2 separate regions of the Homo sapiens genome follow, and region 1 is linked to region 2. A link is an interaction called in ENCODE POLR2A ChIA-PET data of the cell type or tissue named here. Cell type or tissue: Caco-2. All regions are shown on one strand. Each heading gives the region's core, and the rest is flanking DNA. Links, peaks and the distances in the headings are about the cores only.

Region 1 (9,179 bases), core at 434-8,433, 73 kb after region 2:
CCAGTGACACAATGTCCAAATTCTCAGTGCCCCTTTCCTGGAAAACAAAATGTCTAAACTGACTGGCCCAGGCTTCTTGTATTCAGGAGAGGTCAACTCTCATGACCATAATCGTTTACCTTTTTTTTCAGGAGATCCACCTGACCTATGGTTTATTGTACCTTTCAGGGTTATTTTAGGGACACAGTGATGTACTATGGCTTTTACACCAATTCCACCATCCAGCACGGGAACAGCGGGGCATCCTACAACATGCAGCTGGCCTACATCTTCACAATCGGAGCATGCTTGACCACCTGCTTCTTCAGTTTGCTGTTCAGGTATGGAAGCATCTACATTTCCTGATTCTGAGGGTCATGTTAGATTTCAGCAAAAATCCAAGAAATTCAAAAATTACCCAGGTAACAGTTTCTCTGCAGTCCTCTCCTCTCCTCTCCTCTCTTTTCTTTTCTTTCTTAGATAGAGTCTCGCTCTGTCACCCATGCTGGAGTACAGTGGCGCAATCTGGGCTCACTGCAACCTCCACCTCCCAGGTTCAAGTGATTCTCCTTCCTCAGCCTCCCGAGTAGCTAGGATTACAGGCACCTGCCACCACGCCCCGCTAATGTTTGTATTTTTAATAGAGATGGGGTTTGACCATGTTGGCCAGGCTGGTCTCAAACTCCTGACCTCAGGTGGTCCACCCGCCTCGGCCTCCCATAGTCCTGGGATTACAGGCGTGAGCCACCGTGCCCAGCCTGCAGTTTTGACTTTCCATTGCTGTCCAATTATTCCTTGTCCTGCAATATAAAAATAGGAGTTTGGACAGAGGAAGAGAGGTTTTTCTGTGCTTTTAAAGAAATTGGTCAGCCTGATAATAAGGGTGCAGTTACCCCAGCAATGATATGAAGGGAAGAACATGATAGATAACTATCAGAGAGGAGGTACAAATGGAAAATACACATATGAAAGGCTGGGCACGGTGCTCATGCCTGTAATCTTAGCACTCTGGGAGTCTGATGCAGGCTGATCACTTGAGTCCAGGAGTTCGAGACTGGACTGGGCAACATACCAAAACCCCATCTCTACTAAAAATACAAAAAATTAGCCTGGCTTGGTGGCGCACGCCTGTGTTCCCAGCTATTCGGGAGGCTGAGGTGGGAGAATCACCTGAGCCCATTAGGTCGAGGCTGCAGTGAGCTGAGATCAGTCTACTACACTCCAGCCTGAGCAACTGGAGATCCTGTTTCAAAAAAAAAAGAGAGAGAAAGAAAGAAAAGCAACATGCAATCTCTGTATTAGTTTGCTAGGGCTGCCTAGCAAAGTACAGCAGACCATTGGTTTAAACAACAGAAATTTATTTTCTCATGGTTCTGGAGGCCTGAAGTCCAAGATCAAGGTGTCAGCAGGCTTGGTTTCCTCTGAGGCCTCTCTCCTTGGCTTGTAGACGGCCACTGTCTCCTGCCTGTGTCTTCACATGGTTATCCCTCTGTGTCTTAATCTCCCTTTTTTATAAAGATGCCATTTGTACTGAATTGGGACACAATTTAATGACCCCATTTTAAAAAAATGTAATTACCACTTTAATTAATTAATTAATTTATTTTGAGATGGAGTCTCACTCTGTTGCCCAGGCTGGAGTGCAGTGGTGTGATCTCAGCTCACTGCAACCTCTGTCCCCCAGGTTCAAGGGATTCTCCTGCCTCAGCCTCCCTAGTAGCTGGGACTATAGGTATGTGCCACCACGTCCGACTAATTTTTGTAATTTTATTAGAAACGGGGTTTCACCATGTTGGCCAGACTGGTCTCAAACTCCTGACCTTAAGTGATCCACCCGCCTCAGCCTCCCAAAGTGCTGGGATTACAGGCGTGAGCCACTGCGCCCGGCCTGTAATTACCACTTTAAAGACCCTACCTCCAAATACAGTCACATTCTAAGGTACTAGGGGGTTAGGACTTCAACATACGAATTTTGGGAAGTACACAGTCCAACCCATAGCAACCTGACTGCCAGCATACTAATTCAAACTAAAGTGAGATTTTGTTTTGTTCTGTCAAAGTAGGAAATGATTTTATTATTATTATTATTATTAATATTTTGAGACAGAGTCTTGCTCTGTCACCCAGGCTGGAGTGCAGTGGTGTGATCTTGGCTCACTGCAACCTCCGCTTCTCGGGTTCAAGTGATTCTCCTGTCTCAGCCTCCTGAGTAGCTGGGATTACAGGCTCATGCCAACACACCCAGCTAATTTTTCTATTTTTAGTAGAGACAGGGTTTCACCATGTTGGCCAGGCTGGTCTTGAACTCCTGACCTCAGGTAATCCCCCCTGCTGGGCCTCCCAAAGTTCTGGGATTATAGGTGTTAGCCATCATGCCCGGCCAGAAATGATTCTAAAGTTGCTGTTACTGAGTGGTGGCAAATTTCAGAACAGCAGCATCCGTCCATCTTGTGCAGCATTTTTGTGTGTGTGCTCAGGGCTTCCTGGGCCTGAGACAGCCCATGACCATAACAGTGCCTTCATCAAGTGCTTGCTGCTGTAAGCACTGCATAGACTCTTTGGAAGGCTGAATAATCTCCCCCGACCCCCCCCAGAGAAGTCTACATCCTAATCCCCAGAACTGGTGAATATGTAACTTCGCATAACAAAAGGGACTTTGCAGATGTGACTGAGGATTTTTAAATGGGGAGATTATCCTGGATTATCCCAGTGGGCCCAATGGAATCACAAGGGTCTTTATAAGAGGCAGGCAGGAGGTCAGAGAGTAGCAGGGAGATGGGAAGATGCTACCCTGCTGGCTTTGAAGTTGGAGGAGGTGGCCACAAGCCAAGGAAAGAGGACACCCTCTAGAAGCTGGAAAAGACAAGGAAATGGATTCTTCCCTAGAGCTTCCAGAAGGAACATAGCCCTGCCAACACCTTCATTTTAGCTCTGTGGACTCATTTTCTGATTAGCTGGGTGTGGTGGCATGTGCCTGTAGTTCCAGCTACTTTGGAGGCTGTGGCGTGAGGATGGCTTGAGCCCAGGAGGTGGAGGCTGCAGTGAGCTATGACTACACCACTGCACTCTAGCCTGGGCCACACAGCAAGACCTCATCCCTAAACAAACAGAAAACACAAAAACAAGAAAAGACATTTTCTGACTTCTGATCTCTAGAAGGGTAAAAGAACAAATTTGTGTTGTTTTTAGCCGCTAAGTTGGTGGTCATTTGCTATAGCAGCAACAGGGAACTGGGTGGATTACTTGAGGTCAGGAGTTCAAGACCAGCCTAGCCAACATGGTGAAACCCTGCCTCTACTAAAAATACAAAAATTGGCCGGGCGTGGTGATGGGCACCTGTAATCCCTGTTACTTGGGAGACTGAGGCAGGAGAATCGCTTGAACCTTGGAGGTGGAGGTTGCAGTGAGCAGAGATCACACCACTGCACTCCAGCCTGGGAGACAAGAGTGAAACTCTGTCTAAAAAAAAAAAAAAAAATTCTGTGAGGTGAGTTTTATTGTTATTCCCTCTCTACAGATATGGAAACTGAGGCTGAGAATCAGAACCATTCACAAGACAAAAATCCCCCAGTTGGCAGATCCAGGGTTGCAAGCCAGGCCTGTGCAGCCCCAAAACCAGTGCTTGTTTAACCACTGTGTGGTGACCACACCGCTCCAGGCCAACAGCTTGGGGCTAAGTCTTCACGTTGCCTTTCACCATTAATAATAGGGCTGCCCTTTGTTGAAGCCCTGCACTCCCAGTGACGGCCATAATAACCTTCAGGTGTTCTGCTTTCTGCCTTCTCTAGCATGGCCAAGTATTTCCGGAACAACTTCATTAATCCCCACATTTACTCCGGAGGGATCACCAAGCTGATCTTTTGCTGGGACTTCACTGTCACTCATGAAAAAGCTGTGAAGCTAAAACAGAAGAATCTTAGCACTGAGATAAGGGTAAGGCGAGCTCACTTTACTCATTTGCCATCGGCTGGTCTCCTTCCCTTCTCCAGTATACCTGTAACTTTTCTTTTTTTTTTTTTTGAATTGGAGTCTCACTCTGTCGCCCAGGCTGGAGTGCAGTGGCGCAATCCCGGCTCACTGCAGGCTCCGCCTCCCGGGTTCACGCCATTCTCCTGCCTCAGCCTCCCGAGTAGCTGGGACTACAGGCGCCTGCCACCATGCCCGGCTAATTTTTTGTATTTTTAGTAGAGACGGGGTTTCACTGTGTTAGCCAGGATGGTCTCAATCTCCTGACCTCGTGATCCACCCACCTCAGCCTCCCAAAGTGCTGGGATTACAGGCGTAAGCCACCGCGCCCAGCTGTTTTTTTTTTTTTTAACGGAATCTCACTCCGCCGCCCAGGCTGGAGTGCAGTGGCATGATCTTGGCTCACTGCAACCTCTGCCTCCCGGGTTCAGGCGATTCTGCTACATCAGCCTCCCAAGTAGCTGGGATTACAGGCACCTGCCACCTCACTTGGCTAATTTTTGAATTTTTTAGAGATGAGGTTTCACTATATTGGCCAGGCTGGTCTCAAACTCCTAGCCTCAAGTGATCCACCCGCCTTGGCCTCCCAAAGTACTGGGATTACAGGCGTGAGCCAGCCAAGGCAATGATTTTCAACCCAGAGAAATCTGGCCCCTCAGGGGGACATTTGACAACCTCTAGAGACTTTTTTGATTGTTACAATTGGGAAGAGGGGTGCTCTTGGTATCTAGTGGGTAAGAGGCCAGTGATGCTGCTAAAAATCCTACAATGCGTAGAACAGCACCTGCAGCAGAGAATTATGCAGCCCACCATGTCAATAGTGCAGAGGTTGAGAAACCCTGGTCTATAGACACAAACTTATTAAAAAAAAAAAAAAAAAAAAAAAAAAAAGCAGCTGGGCATGGTGGCTCATGCCTCTAATCCCAGCAATTTGGGAGGACGAGGCAGGCATATCATGAGGTCAGGAGTTCACGACCAGCTTGGCCAACATGATGAAACCCCATCTCTACTAAAAAAAGGACAAAAAAGTAGCCGGGCGTGGTGGCGGGCACCTGTAATCCCAGCTACTCAGGAGGCTGAGGCTGGAGAATCGCTTGAACCCAGGAGGCAGAGGTTGCAGTGAGCCAAGATCGCGCCACTGCACTCCAGCCTGGGCAACAAGAGTGAAACTCCATCTCCAGAAAAAAACAAAGAGCAAGCTGATTTTATAAATAAAGGGGCTTTAAATTTTTTTTTTTTATGATTTTCGAGACAAGGTCTTGCTCTGTCACCCAAGCTGGAGTGCAGTGGTGCAATCATAATTCACTGCAGTGTCGACCTCCTGGGATCCAGTTAGCCTCTCCCACCTCAGCCTGCTGAGTAGTGGGGACTATGGGTGCACACCACCATGCCCAACTAATTTTTAAATTTTTTGTAGAGAGAGAATCTCACTATGTTGCCCAGGCTGGTCTTGAACTCCTGGGCTCAAGTGATCCTCCCACCTCGGCCTCCCAACATGCTGGAAATTCAGGTGTGAGCCACCAAACCCAGCCAAATAAAGGGGCTTCAACAAGAGGGTTGCAGATGTGAGCTTCTTTCTCAGTGTAGATACCCAACCTTATTCTTCAAGAAAGAATTTTGTGACCTCAGTGTGCTTTTCTTAAGAACATGGTCCCGATCTATTAATTCCAACTGTTTCTGAAAGATGGAAGCAGTGTTTGGAGATTCTTGGCCCATTTCAGAGTCCTCTATGGGTCTCCCATAATCCATGTTCATCATGAATGTTCCCCCTCTCTCTCACCTGTGGATTTGGGCTGGATTCATGTCTCTGGATGTGGCAAGCATTCCCTGGGGATCTTTGCTAGCAGTGGAGAGGGATCTCTGGATAAACTTGACTTTCATTTATTTTTATTTATTTGTTTATTTATTTATTTGTTGTTTGAGACAGAGTCTCACTCTGTCGCCCAGGCTGGAGTGCAGTGGTGCCATCTCTCCTCACTACAACCTCCACCTCCTGGGTTCAAGTGATTCTCCTGCCTCAGCCTCCCGAGTAGCTGGGATTACAGGCATGCACCACCACGCCCGGCTAATTTTTGTATTTTTGGTAGAGGCGGGGTTTCACCATGTTGTCCAGGCTGGTCTCAAACTCCTGACCTCAAGTGATCCACCCGCCTTGGCCTCCCAAAGTGCTGGGATTACAGGCGTGAGCCACCATGCCCAGCCATAAACTTGACTTTCTTATGTTTCTAGGAGAACCTGTCAGAGCTCCGTCAGGAGAATTCCAAGTTGACGTTCAATCAGCTGCTGACCCGCTTCTCTGCCTACATGGTAGCCTGGGTTGTCTCTACAGGAGTGGCCATAGCCTGCTGTGCAGCCGTTTATTACCTGGCTGAGTACAACTTAGAGGTAACCAACACCAGGGTCCAGGGCAGAGAGAACCAGGTGAAGGGATGAGATGCTGGAGGGGAAGGGTGGTGTGCAGCCTACGGTTCAACCCAGGATCTATGGCCAGCAGCATCAGCACTAGCAGAGAACTTGTTAAAAATGCAGGGGTGAGGCACAGTGGCTTACACCTGTAATCCCAACACTCTGGGAGGCCGAGGCAGGAGGATCACCTGAAACCCAGGAGTTCGAGACCAGCCTGGGCAACATGGAGACTTCATCGCTAAAAAAATTTTAAAAATTAGCCTGTCACGGTGGTGTGCACCTGTAGTTCTGGCTACAGTGGTGGTCATTCATTGGTGACTACAGTTTCACATGAATGGAGCTCAGCTGTGTCGTTTCACAGCCCTGGGGCCAGGCCTTGCCTTGTTTGATCTCAGTTAATTCTTGCAACATCTCTATGAGTCATGTGATCATCTCTCCATTGTACAGATGGAGAAAAGGGGCTCAGAGAAGCTAAGGATCTGGCCCCAGGCCTTGCAGCTTACGTGTGGGGAGGGAGCCGCATTGGAACCCAGGTTACCCTGGCTCCAAAACTACCACCAAAAATGCAAGTGGTGCTTTTGAACCATCCAGAGGTAGACGGAGGTAGGGTGAGGCCATGCAGGGAGGATATGGGAATGTGAGATATCAGATAAATTCATTGGAATCCCTGACTCCAAGGCCCATGGAAGGATGCCTAGCAGAAGTGCAGTCCCGGCTCCACTCCCAGCCAAATGCCAGAGTGCTGCCTCCTCCTGGAGGCCCAGTGCCTCTCCCAGCCTCACACAAAAGTGCAGCACAGGGCCAGGCACAGTGGCTCACGCCTGTAATCCCAGCACTTTGGGAGGCCGAGGCAGGCAGATCACTTGAGATCAGGAGTTTGAGACTAGCCTGGCCAACATGGTGAAACCCCGTCTCTACTAAAAATACAAAAATTAGCTGGGTATGATGGTGCACCCCTGTAATCCCAGCTACTCGGGAGGCTAAGGCAGGAGAATCACTTGAACCTCGGAGGCAGAGGTTGCAGTGAGCCGAGATCGTGCCACTGCACTCCAGCCTGGGCAACAGAGCGAGACTCCGGCTCAAAAAAAAAAAAAAAAAAAAAAAAAAAAAAAAAAAACCAGCAGCACGGGCTAGCAGAGACACGCCAACCCCCTAATTCAGAACTCAGAGAGAGGTGAAGCCTGGTGAAAATGAACAAGGCCACTTATGCTAAACAGGAGGGAGCACATCCTCATTGCCCTGGGCATCTTGGTAAAAAAGGGAAAGCCACAGAATGATTGTTCGAGCTCAGGCTCCTGAGTCAGACACACCTAGGCTCCAATCTGCCACTTCCTTGCTGGGTGACCCTGGGCAAGTGTCTTCCCCTCCCTGAGCCTCAGTTTGCTTGGCACGGGGTAAGGAAATTAATGGTAGCTTAACAAAATAGTTAACCTAGCCGGGCGCGATGGCTCATGCCTGTAATCCCAACACCTTGGGAGGCCGAGGTGGATGGATCACCTGAGGTCGGGAGTTAGAGACCAGCCTGGCCAACATGGGGAAACCCCATCTCTACTAAAAATACAAAAATTAGCTGGGTATGTTGGTGCGTGCCTGTAATCCCAGCTACTCTGGAGGCTGAGGCAGGAGAACCACTTGAACCGAGGAAGTGGAAGTTTCAGTGAGCTGAGATCGCGCCACTGCAGTCCAGCCTGGGCAACACGGTGAGACTCCATCTCAAAAAAATTAAAATAAATAAATAGATAAATAGTTAACCGCAGAGGAGCTACTTCTCGGGTTTTCTATCATGGGAGACTTTTGAGTGAAGCAGAAAGGGGTACAGTGTACAAGTCAGCCCTCCGTTCTCTCCCCCATCCCCTGCAGTTCCTGAAGACACACAGTAACCCTGGGGCGGTGCTGTTACTGCCTTTCGTTGTGTCCTGCATTAATCTGGCCGTGCCATGCATCTACTCCATGTTCAGGCTTGTGGAGAGGTACGAGATGCCACGGCACGAAGTCTACGTTCTCCTGATCCGGTAGGTGATGTGTCGCGCCCAACACCAGCCTCTATTTCCACAGAGAGAAGTGGGATGGCAGCTAGAAAGGATTATGCTTTAGTATCAAAGTTTTTTCTCCAGAGAGGAAGAATTTCAAAAGTAAGGTGTGGCTGGGCGTGGTGGCTCATGTCAGTAATCCCAGCACTTTGGGAGGTTGAGTGGGGAGGATCACTTGAGACCAGGAGTTCGAGAACAGCCTGGGCAACATAGCCGGATGCTGGCTCTACAAAAAGCTGGATGCAGTGGCATGCACCTGTTAGTGCCAGCTACTCAGGAGGCTGAGGTGAGAGGATCACTTGATCCCAGGAGTTTGAGCTTACCTATGATTGCACCACTGCACTCCAGCCTGCGTGACAGAGCAAGACCCTGTCTTAAACAACAACAAAAGAGTGAAGTGTGTTTGTGTGGTGTGGGCTTTTGCTCAAAGTCATGGCTTGATTGCTTTCCTAATTGCTACCAGCAGGGGATTGATGTAGTTCTCAAGTATGGGATGTACAGATGGGCAGGCAGTGCACGCACAAAGGCTCCTGGGCTGAGGACGGGACTGAAATCATCCAGCGTTCCCCTTAGTCAAGCTGTGAGTCCTGGTACCCACTGCCTCAGGCGGGAGGAAGGGCCCATTTTTGTAATTCCACCACCCAAACAAAGGTGGGAGGAGTGCTTTGGGCAACTCACTGGCACCCATGGGGTGCCTTTTTGTGATTCCCACAAAGGCATCATACGTGCTAGAAGTGATCCCAGAGTTTTGATACACAAAGCCTGGAACTGCCCAAATTTTGTCCCTCTAGTTTCTTC
Region 2 (9,179 bases), core at 686-8,685:
TGAATTTTTTTGTTTTGTTTTAGAGACAGGGTCTCACTCTATTGCATAGGCTGGAGTGCAGTTGTGTGACCATAGCTCCCTGCAGTCTCTAACTCCTGGGCTCAAGTGATCTGAGTTGCTGGGGCTACAGGCATGTGCCACCATGCCTGGCTAATTTATTTGTTTTAGAGATGAGGTCTCAGTATGTTGCCCAGGCTGGTCTCAAACTTCTGGCCTTAAGCAATCCTCTCACTTCAGCCTCCCAAGTTGTTGGGATTACAGGGGCAATCCACCATGTCTGGGAAAAGTATGAATCTTAACTCCACTGAGAGCACTCTCACCGGGTTGTGTGTCATATCCAATAATGGGTGTGAAAGTGCTCGGCAAACTGTAAAACAAGGTACACCCATATTAAGGGTGTGTTGACAAAGTTGAAGCTGATGATGATGATGGCCAGGAAACAATCAGTCAGGGACTATAGGGTTCTCATCAAATTTGGGGGTTGCTTTATTTTTTTCTCCTTTCTTACTTTTAGCCCCAGGGACCATATTCATTCAATAGATATTGAATACCTACTATGTGCCAGGCACCATCCTAGGCACTGGGGATTCAACAACAGACAACAGAACAGAGCAAAGTCCCTGCCCTCTGGGAGCCCACATTGTAGAGACAAGACACACATGCATCTATAATGTGTCAGGCAGGGACGAGTGCTTTGGAAAATAATAAAGCAGAAGCCGGGTGTGGTGGCTCATGCCTGTAATTGCAGGCTCCCACCAAGGTGGGAGGATCACTTGAGGCCAGGAGTTCAAGACCAGCCTAGGCAACATAATGAGACCCTGTCTCTACTAAAAATTTTTAGAAGTTAGCCAGGCATAGTGGTGCACGTCTGTAGTCCCAGCTACTCAGGAGGCTGAGGCAGGAGGATCACTTAAGGCCAGGAGGTCAAGGTTGCAGTGAGCTAGGATTGTGCCACAACACTCTAGCATGGGCAATTTCAGGGGTCCCTGAAGTCCCCTCCTTTTCCAGAATACCTAATGATTATTCCACCCCCTAATTAAAGAAACACCAAATAAAATTAGAAACCCAAACTCTGTTTGCGTGACTCGTTCTCACGAGCATGCACCCACTTCTCTCTTAAGTGCAGACTTTTGCTTTCCAATAAAAGCTTCTTGCATTTCACTTCATTCTGACTCACCTGTGAATTCTTTCTTGTGATGATGTCAAGAATCTGGGGACCGGCTGTGGCTGGGGTCTCGTTGGCATCCAGAAACCCTCCTGAGCCCTCTTGTGACACCAGGATTTGCCGACAGAGCAAATGTGAGGAGAGGCATCAGAATTTCTCTAAGACTTCTGAGCTGAGCAACCATCTAGAAGGTTGGAGCTGCTTTATTTGGTGGGGAATGTTAGGGAAACCAGCCCCACACCACCCAGTGGGTACCCTGAGTCTGGTGGAGACATAGGAGTTAGAAAGAGACAGAATAAGCATTTAAAAGGCGGGTTCAGGGGACCAGAATATCGGAGGCTTGCTCACGGCCCAGAGCTCTTGAGCTCTGCCAAATTTACTGGTTTACAAGCTCTTTGTTCTTAGGGCAGATGGGAGGGGGAGGAAGGGATGAGGAAAAGGATTAATCAGTGAAGGAGAACTCGTGAGTCATTCCATAAGATGTGTAGCAGTGGCGGTTTCTGTGAATTTCCTTGAGCAAAGGCGTGTGTCTAAACTACTTAAGATCTTTAGCTTATCAGGACTGAAATGGGTGGGAGCGGGTTTAAGGAGGAGCCAAGATGTTTGATTATACTCCACTGCTTCAAGGGAGTGTTGTCTCCCTGAGCAACCTGTGGAATGCTGCTGAGTGGTTATGCTCTTGGGGCATAAAGACATGAAAGCAATAAGGAGACTTTTCTCCCCAGAGGCTGCCCATGGCTTCCCATGGGTGTCTCACACAGGGGAGACCAACTCAACTGGCACCCCAGAAACACTTTCCCACATGTTCCCCTTTTTTGCCTCTATTGATTTTTTTTTATTAATAACTGCCATTGCTATTATGGCTCATTCATGGTGTCTGGTTTCTCTCCCAAGGCACCATCTGCATCTGTAGACTAAAAACAAGCAACATAAACAGACACAAACCAAAATAAAATTTGCAATTGTTGATCCACCTATGGTTTCAATCCACTTTAAAGGATTGGTATTAGAAAGGCCATCAGAGGCTCCAGCAAGAATATCAGCTCCAGGCAATAGGGTGAGATGAGCCTGAGATGCCTCAAAAACTTGTTTTTTCAGTTTAGCAATATCTAATGTTAAATTATCTTTTTTTCCTTGTAGGTGACGTCTAATCGTCTCTCACTGGTGTTCAATGGCATTATAAGAGCTAGGAGTAAAACAAAAATCGGAAGTATTCCAGTCACATTGTTTTTGAATTCTATGCTCCAAGCTCATAATCCAATCTCCCATCCAAATTACTGTTTGACAGAGATCATTAATTTGATTTGCCAATTTTTGACCTATTTGGCTTTGGGAATTCCAAAGCTTAGAAGAATTTTTCTGCCAACTATCCACAAAGCCCGCTGTTTGAATAGAAGAGTGCAAAGCAACACCAGCAGCAGCAGCAGTAGCTGTGACAGCTATAAGGCCCATGATCACAGCTATTAAAGTAAATATGAATCTCTTTGATCTATTAAGTATTCCTTTTAGTACTTCCGTGATAATATGTATGGAGGGAGAGGCCTCCCAAGGTCTATTGAGGGAAACAGTTATTCAAACTCCTTGGGCCCTAACCGGTAAAATGCTATTATCTTTATTAAAGGTAGAATTAATGCAGGTAAAAAGATGACAGTTGAGGCATGATATGGTTTGAGAGTCAGTTAGGATATTAATTTTTCCCACTGCCAACATAAAAGGAGGTTTAACAAAACTCTGCAATGGGAATGTCTGATTAGAGGTCATGGCTACGACAAATCAAAGTTTTTTTTACTAAGGGTCTTTGTTTTATATTCTCCTTTCCAAATCCGAATTGGGGTTTGAGCCATCATTAATTTCCACAATTCTAGATGTTCTGGACTTATAATTGGATCAATCATTTTTGGGCTTGAAAGAGCCATACCGTTCTCCTCCCACTTAATAGGTTAATTTGTTTTAATTCTTCTATATAATTTTGGTGCATTATCTGGGTAGTTGTTTGCAAAAGGAGTCTCTCTACCATCTTCGCACTGTCCAGTACAATTTACTGCAAAGCGTCCCATAGGGGCCCAATCAATGACGATTCCATAGGAATTACTTTGCAGTACAGCAGTGCTGTTTGCAATACAATCTTCCCAGGTTAGCACCTCTAGCTTTCCAGACCATTTAGTGGCCTTCCTAGGGCAGGGCTTCTTATTAGGTTTATATTTATTAATCTGGCGATGTGTCATAACATAGCCGTGCTCAAGGTATTTAATAGTGTCCAAAGATTGAAATGTTCTTCCACTGATTGCATGAATAGGGGCTTTTGATCCATTATTTGCAGGGACACAAGTCATCCAACTTTGTTTATCATAATTTAAACATCCTGCTGCCGGCCCCAGGCAGATGGAAGGAAAGTGATAACCAATGGAAACATTCATTAACATTCCTTCCTCCTCTGGATGAGTAGGGCCTCGGTTATCTATTGGTCCAGGCATCCAGATACTATCATTAACATGGGGTCTAACCATGTAACAGGCCTAATCAGTGGTGGGAATGGAATGTAGGCCCAGTAAGTGTAATTTTGATCTGCCTCAGCTATGGGGAGACTCACTGCAGGGAGATTACCACCATCATAGCTACCATTAGATTACTGGTGGTCAGCAGCTTGTTCAGAGACCTCAGGTTCTCTTCTGCAATGTGAGCTAGGCTCTTCACCTGCCCCCAGGTCAGTGGAGTTGCTTGGCGAGTTTTACTGGTTTCCATCTGCTCAACAGAGATGTTCATCTGAGCCATCTGATGAACTGGGGGTGCAGGGATGTTCCGAGGTCTTTTCCTCTTCCTTGGATTCTGGCTCATGGCACAGCTTAAGATGTCTTGTGGGCACCCAGACAGGAAGCTGATTCTCTTCTGGTGAGATACAAGAAAACCCTTGACCCCATGTAATGATTTTGCCCTTTTCCCAGGTTTTGGTTCTGATGTCCTTCCACCACACATGTTTTCCTTCATAAGCATTTATTTTTTGCCTTGTCAAATGCTGCTCTGCTGCCATTGTAACGTGATCTCTAGACAAATTCAGAAAATGTGAAGTGATAAGAGCCAATTGTAGCTGCATATAAGGAGTAGCGTATTCTCTGGTTTCCCCCTCTGTCTTTTGTTTTTGTAATTGAGATTTTAAGGTTCGATTAGCCTGTTCAACAGTGGCTTGACCTTGAGAATTATAGGGTATTCCAGTACTGTGCTCGATGTTCCACTGTTAAAGGAACGCCTGTAAAGATTTACTACAGTAGCCTGGGCCATTGTTTGTTTTAATCTTTTGTGGGATGCCCATGGCAGCGAAACAGGGAAGTAATGTCTTAATATGAGCAGCCGCCTCGCCTGTTTGGCAAGTTGCCCATACAAAATGAGAAAAGGTATCTATAGTAACATGGACGTATGAAAGTTTCCCGAACAAAGGTACATGGGTTAGGTCCTTTTGCAACAACATATTGGGGGTTAATCCCTGTGGGTTAACACCAGTCCTTTCACGTGGCAGTTGTACTACCTGGCACTGAGGGCAATGTTGCACAATGCCCTTTGCCTGTCTCCAAGTAATTTGTTATTTTTGTTTAAGTCCTGCTGCATTAACGTGTTAGGGAGTGAAAATCTTGGACATTAGTAAGCACAGTGGAAATTAATAAATCAGCTTGATCATTAGCCCTTACAAGGGGCCCAGGAAGATTAGTGTGTGCTCAAATGTGTGTAATATAGAAAGGAAAACGGTGATCATGCACTGCCTTTTGTAAAGAAGAAAACAGCTGATAGAGTTGTTCATCCACCAGATATTTAATGAGTGCAGTTTCTATGTGTTGAGTGGCTTGAACAACATAAGCTGAATCAAAGACAATATTTACAGTTTGCTTAAAGTTTTCGAACACACCTATAACTGCCTGTAATTCAGCCTTCTGTGCCGATTGAAAGTCAGTTTGAATAATTGTGTTTTTAGGTCGTACGTAAGCTGCTTTTCCATTACTAGAGCCATCTGTAAACACAGTCACTGCTCCTTCCAATGGAGCACTACGGGTAATTTTTGGAAGGACCCATGTTAGCTTTAAAAACTGAAAAATTTTGTTTTTTGGATAATGATTGTCAAGAACTCCAATGAAGCCAGCTAAATTTATTTGCCAATTGACCGAATTAACAAAGGCTTGCCAAATCTGATTTTATTCATTGGAATTATAATCTTATCTGGATCTGAGCCACAAAGTTTAACAACTCTAAGGCAAGCTTGCTCAATCAAGATTGCCATCTGATCCAAGTATACTGTGAGTGTTCTAACAGTATTGTGAGGCAGAAAAGACCATTCAACTAAGTCCTCACTCTGAGCTATAACCCCTGTAGGAGAATGGAGAGTAGGGAACACAATGAACTGTAATGGTAAACTTGACTCTATTCTATTAACCTGGGCCTGTTGTATTTTTTCTTCAATTATTTGTAATTCTTTGTCAGCCTCAGGAGTCAGTTATCATTTACTATTGAGAGCAGGGTCTCCTCTTAAAATAGAGAACAGATTAGACATAACATGGTAGGGATTCCCAAAGTAGGTCAAATTCAACTGATATCCCCTAATAATTTTTGAAAATCATTTAGTTTTCAGAGAGTCTTTTCGAATTTGAACCTTTTGGGGTTTAATTGCCCTTTCCTGAACCTGCATTTCCAAATATTGGAAAGGAGTGGCCGTTTGAATTTTATCTGGTGCTATGAGCAATCCAGCATTGGCTAGCACCTCCTGTAAATATGAATAACACTGGATAAGTTGGTCTCGATTTTCAGCCGCACACAATATGTCATCCATATAATGAATGACATATGAATCGGGAAACTGATCTCTCACAGGTTGAACATCCTTCCCCGCAAAAGTTTGACAAATAGTAGGACTATTCAACCTACCCTGCGGCAAGACTTTCCAATGATATCTGGCTGCTGGTTCCTTGTTGTTCATAGCAGGAATAGTAAAAGTAAATTTCTCAAAATTGGACTCTGCTAGAGGAATATTAAAAAAGCAATCCTTCAAATCTATAATTATTAATGGCCAGTCTCTAGGAATCATGGTGGGCGATGGAAGCCCTGGCTGCAGGGCCCCCATCAGCTGGATGACTGCATTGACCGCTCGTAAGTCGGTTAGCATGAACCATCTGCTGGATTTTTTCTTTATTACAAACACTAGCGAATTCCATGGAGGAAATGTGGGCTCAATGTTTCCTTTGTTTAATTGCTCTTTGACTAATTCCTGTAAGGCCCCCAATTTTTCCTGAGAAAGTGGCCCCTGCTCAACCCAAACAGGATTTTGGGTCTTCCATTTTAAGGGAATAGAACTTGGAGACTCAACAGTGACCAGCCCTAAAAATGGTAACCTAATCCTTTTCAGTCATTTTTTACAGTAACTTGTATGGGTTCAATAATGCCAGCCCCCTGTCTTCCTAGGCCTTTTCTGGGAACATAGCCCATGTTTGACATTATTTTTTGACTAGCTTGACCAAACTGGGGAGAAGGGATTGAAATTTCTGTGCCCCATTGCTGAAGCAGATCTCTCCCCCATAAGTTATCAAGAATGGGCATAATTAGAGGTTGTAGTGTGCCTTCCTGTTCTTCTGGACCAAGACATGGTAAGATAAAAGTACTTTGGAAAACTTCTGAAGCAATTCTGACCCCAACAAGACCTACTGGGGCCTTTTGTTTGGGCCAGTTTTTTGGCCATTGATAAAGAGCTATGATCGACACGTCTGCTTCTGTGTCCACCAGACCCTCAAATTGTTTTCCTTGAATAGTAACCATACAAATAGGTCTATTGTCAGAGACTTGATGTACCCAATAGGTAGCATTGCCTGCTGAATTTGTGTTCCAAATCCTCCTGTTCTTTTTTCTGAGCTTTCTCCTAACTTAACATATGGTAAAAGCAACAGTTGAGCTATTCTGTCACCTTGATTAGCACTCCAGGGAACAGTGGAGGAGATAACAATTTGAATTTCTCCCTGGCAATCAGAGTCCACTACTCCAGTATGTACTTGAATTCCCTTTAAGTTTAAGCTGGACCTTCCCAGTATAAGTCCCACCGTGCCATTTCACAATGGGCCATAAACTTCCACTGGGACCTTCCTAGGAGGCTCCCCAGGAAGGAGGGATATGGCTTCGGTACAGCATAAATCTACTGCCCCACTTTTAGCTGTGGAGGGGGACAATTCCTGTACATTCATACAGGGATAGACTGGGCTGAGGACACTCCGTTTGGAGTTGGGGACATCCCATCCTGAATTGGGAATGCCCCATTTTGAATCGGGGCCCAGGGCTGGCCCTTCTGTCCGTTTCCTGGCAAGTTCTGTCTGTCTGCTGTCATCAAACTTTGAATGACATTGATTAGCACAGTCTTTTCCTTTTTTACTTCTAGGAAAGGTACTTGGTTCCCTGCTTTTTCCTCCTGAGTTTTGCCTTTTTTGGCTCTTTGTACACTCTCTTTTTGTATGTCCTATCTGTCCACAATTATAGCAAGATCCAGGGCACACTCATATGTTTTTTGTTACCCTTAGTCCAGCCATTCCTTGAGCAAGGAGGCTGGCCTTATATAAGTGCCTGCCAATGCCATCACAGGCTTTAATGTATACTCTTAAAGTTTTTTCCTCATTTAGATCTGCCTTTCCCTTAATAGGTCTAATTGCTGCCTGACATTCTGTATTAACATTTTCATAAGCAAGTAGCTGGACGATCACTTTCCTGGCATGAGAATCCAAAATAGCCTTTTGAGCCACATCTTGCAAATGAATGATAAAATCTGGATAAGGCTCCCTTCGACCCTGTCAAACTGAGTTAAAAGAAGGATAAGTAGTACCAGGGTAGTGAATTTTTTCCCAGGCTCTTAGGCATATAGTTCTGAGCTGATCAACAGCCTCATCACCCATTACCATCTGTTGATTTAGAGTACCCCATGCCTGTCCACTTCCAAGCAATTGATCAGATGTGATATTAATGAAAGTTTGGGCTTGAGCATTTCTGCATGCCTGATTTATTGCTTCATCCATCCACCAGGTTTTAAATTGGAGAAATTGAGAGGGGGCAGGGTGGATCAGGCTAATGTCTCCCAATCCATAGGTATTAAATGCTGGTTATACGCCACAGATTGTAACAAGGAATGAACATAAGGAGAATTTGGCCCATATTGTCCAACTGCTTGCTTTAAGTCTTTTAATATTTTAAAAGGAAATGGCTCCCAGCACGCTTGAGCATGTTCTCCAGGCTCCTCAGCTGGCGAAATAATTACCAGAAACTGCCAAGCATCCAAATCCCCCATTTCTCATGCCTGGCAAATGGATGCCTGGATTATCCCTGCGCCATAATATGTATTTGGGCCGGTTCACAGCATTCCTCTACCATAATTAACAGGTGGACCAACCTGGATCATTCCCTCACTGTAATTGGCTGTTGGGCAAGACTGAAGCTTCCCTTTGCCATAGTTAATGGTGGGGCGTGCAACAATGGGAGTGGCAAGCTGCGTCTCAGGCTCTCGTTACAAAAATTCATAAGGCTGAGGCAGGGGTGGCCGTTCCGGACCTTCCCCTAAAGGCGCAGTAGGTGGCACTGTTTCTTCAGTAGGTGGAACTGTTTCTTTCATAAGTTTTTGGAGGTTAGCCCATGTAGCTTCCTGTTTCTCCCCCTTTTTTAAACTAGACTGTGATGGTTCACTTTGCTGATCATCAGACTCATGATTATTAAACTTTTGTATGTCATCCTGAAACTCCTCCTCCTCAGTGTAGAAGGGCTCCAGTGCTGTTTTAATTGCTGGCCACACAGACCAAGTGGAGAAGGAAATATCGTAACCCTCTTGTTTTGCTCCTTGTAAGTCTGATCCGACCTTGTCCCAATCTTTTACATTCATGGTTCCATATCCTGGGAACAAAGGAGAATACTTTTCTATGAGATGGAACAAAGATGTGAGATTTTGGGTACTCACAATTACCCCGCTGTGGCACAATAACTGCTGCACCAGGCTTAAGTAATTTGCAAACTT

Evidence for each region. Peaks named below come from ENCODE experiments on the same cell type or tissue, not always from the same donor. Only the 100,000 strongest peaks of a DNase experiment are listed, where the experiment ranks them.
Region 1: POLR2A ChIA-PET joins it to region 2 with 14 read pairs; 4 of 35 experiments call an interaction of 5 or more read pairs at or near these places.

Annotation. Positions count from the first base shown.
Region 1 is chr16:19,465,914-19,475,092 of GRCh38, forward strand. TMC5 (transmembrane channel like 5) reads left to right here. Exons shown (of 22, transcript NM_001261841.2): 9 at 169-320; 10 at 3,768-3,912; 11 at 6,175-6,330; 12 at 8,212-8,363. All of the region lies in intron 2 of TMC5-AS1 (TMC5 antisense RNA 1), which reads right to left. Among named protein-coding and RNA genes, the nearest start is that of TMC5-AS1, 17 kb to the right of the region's middle. In Caco-2, for the core only: no CTCF peak of the experiment used is centred there; no DNase peak of the experiment used is centred there.
Region 2 is chr16:19,392,199-19,401,377 of GRCh38, forward strand. LOC105371114 (a long non-coding RNA gene) reads right to left here and starts at 1,534. Exons shown (of 3, transcript NR_188657.1): 1 at 1,178-1,534. RefSeq lists an enhancer at 1,032-2,231. In Caco-2, for the core only: no CTCF peak of the experiment used is centred there; DNase peaks (open chromatin) are centred at 1,743, 3,633 and 3,873.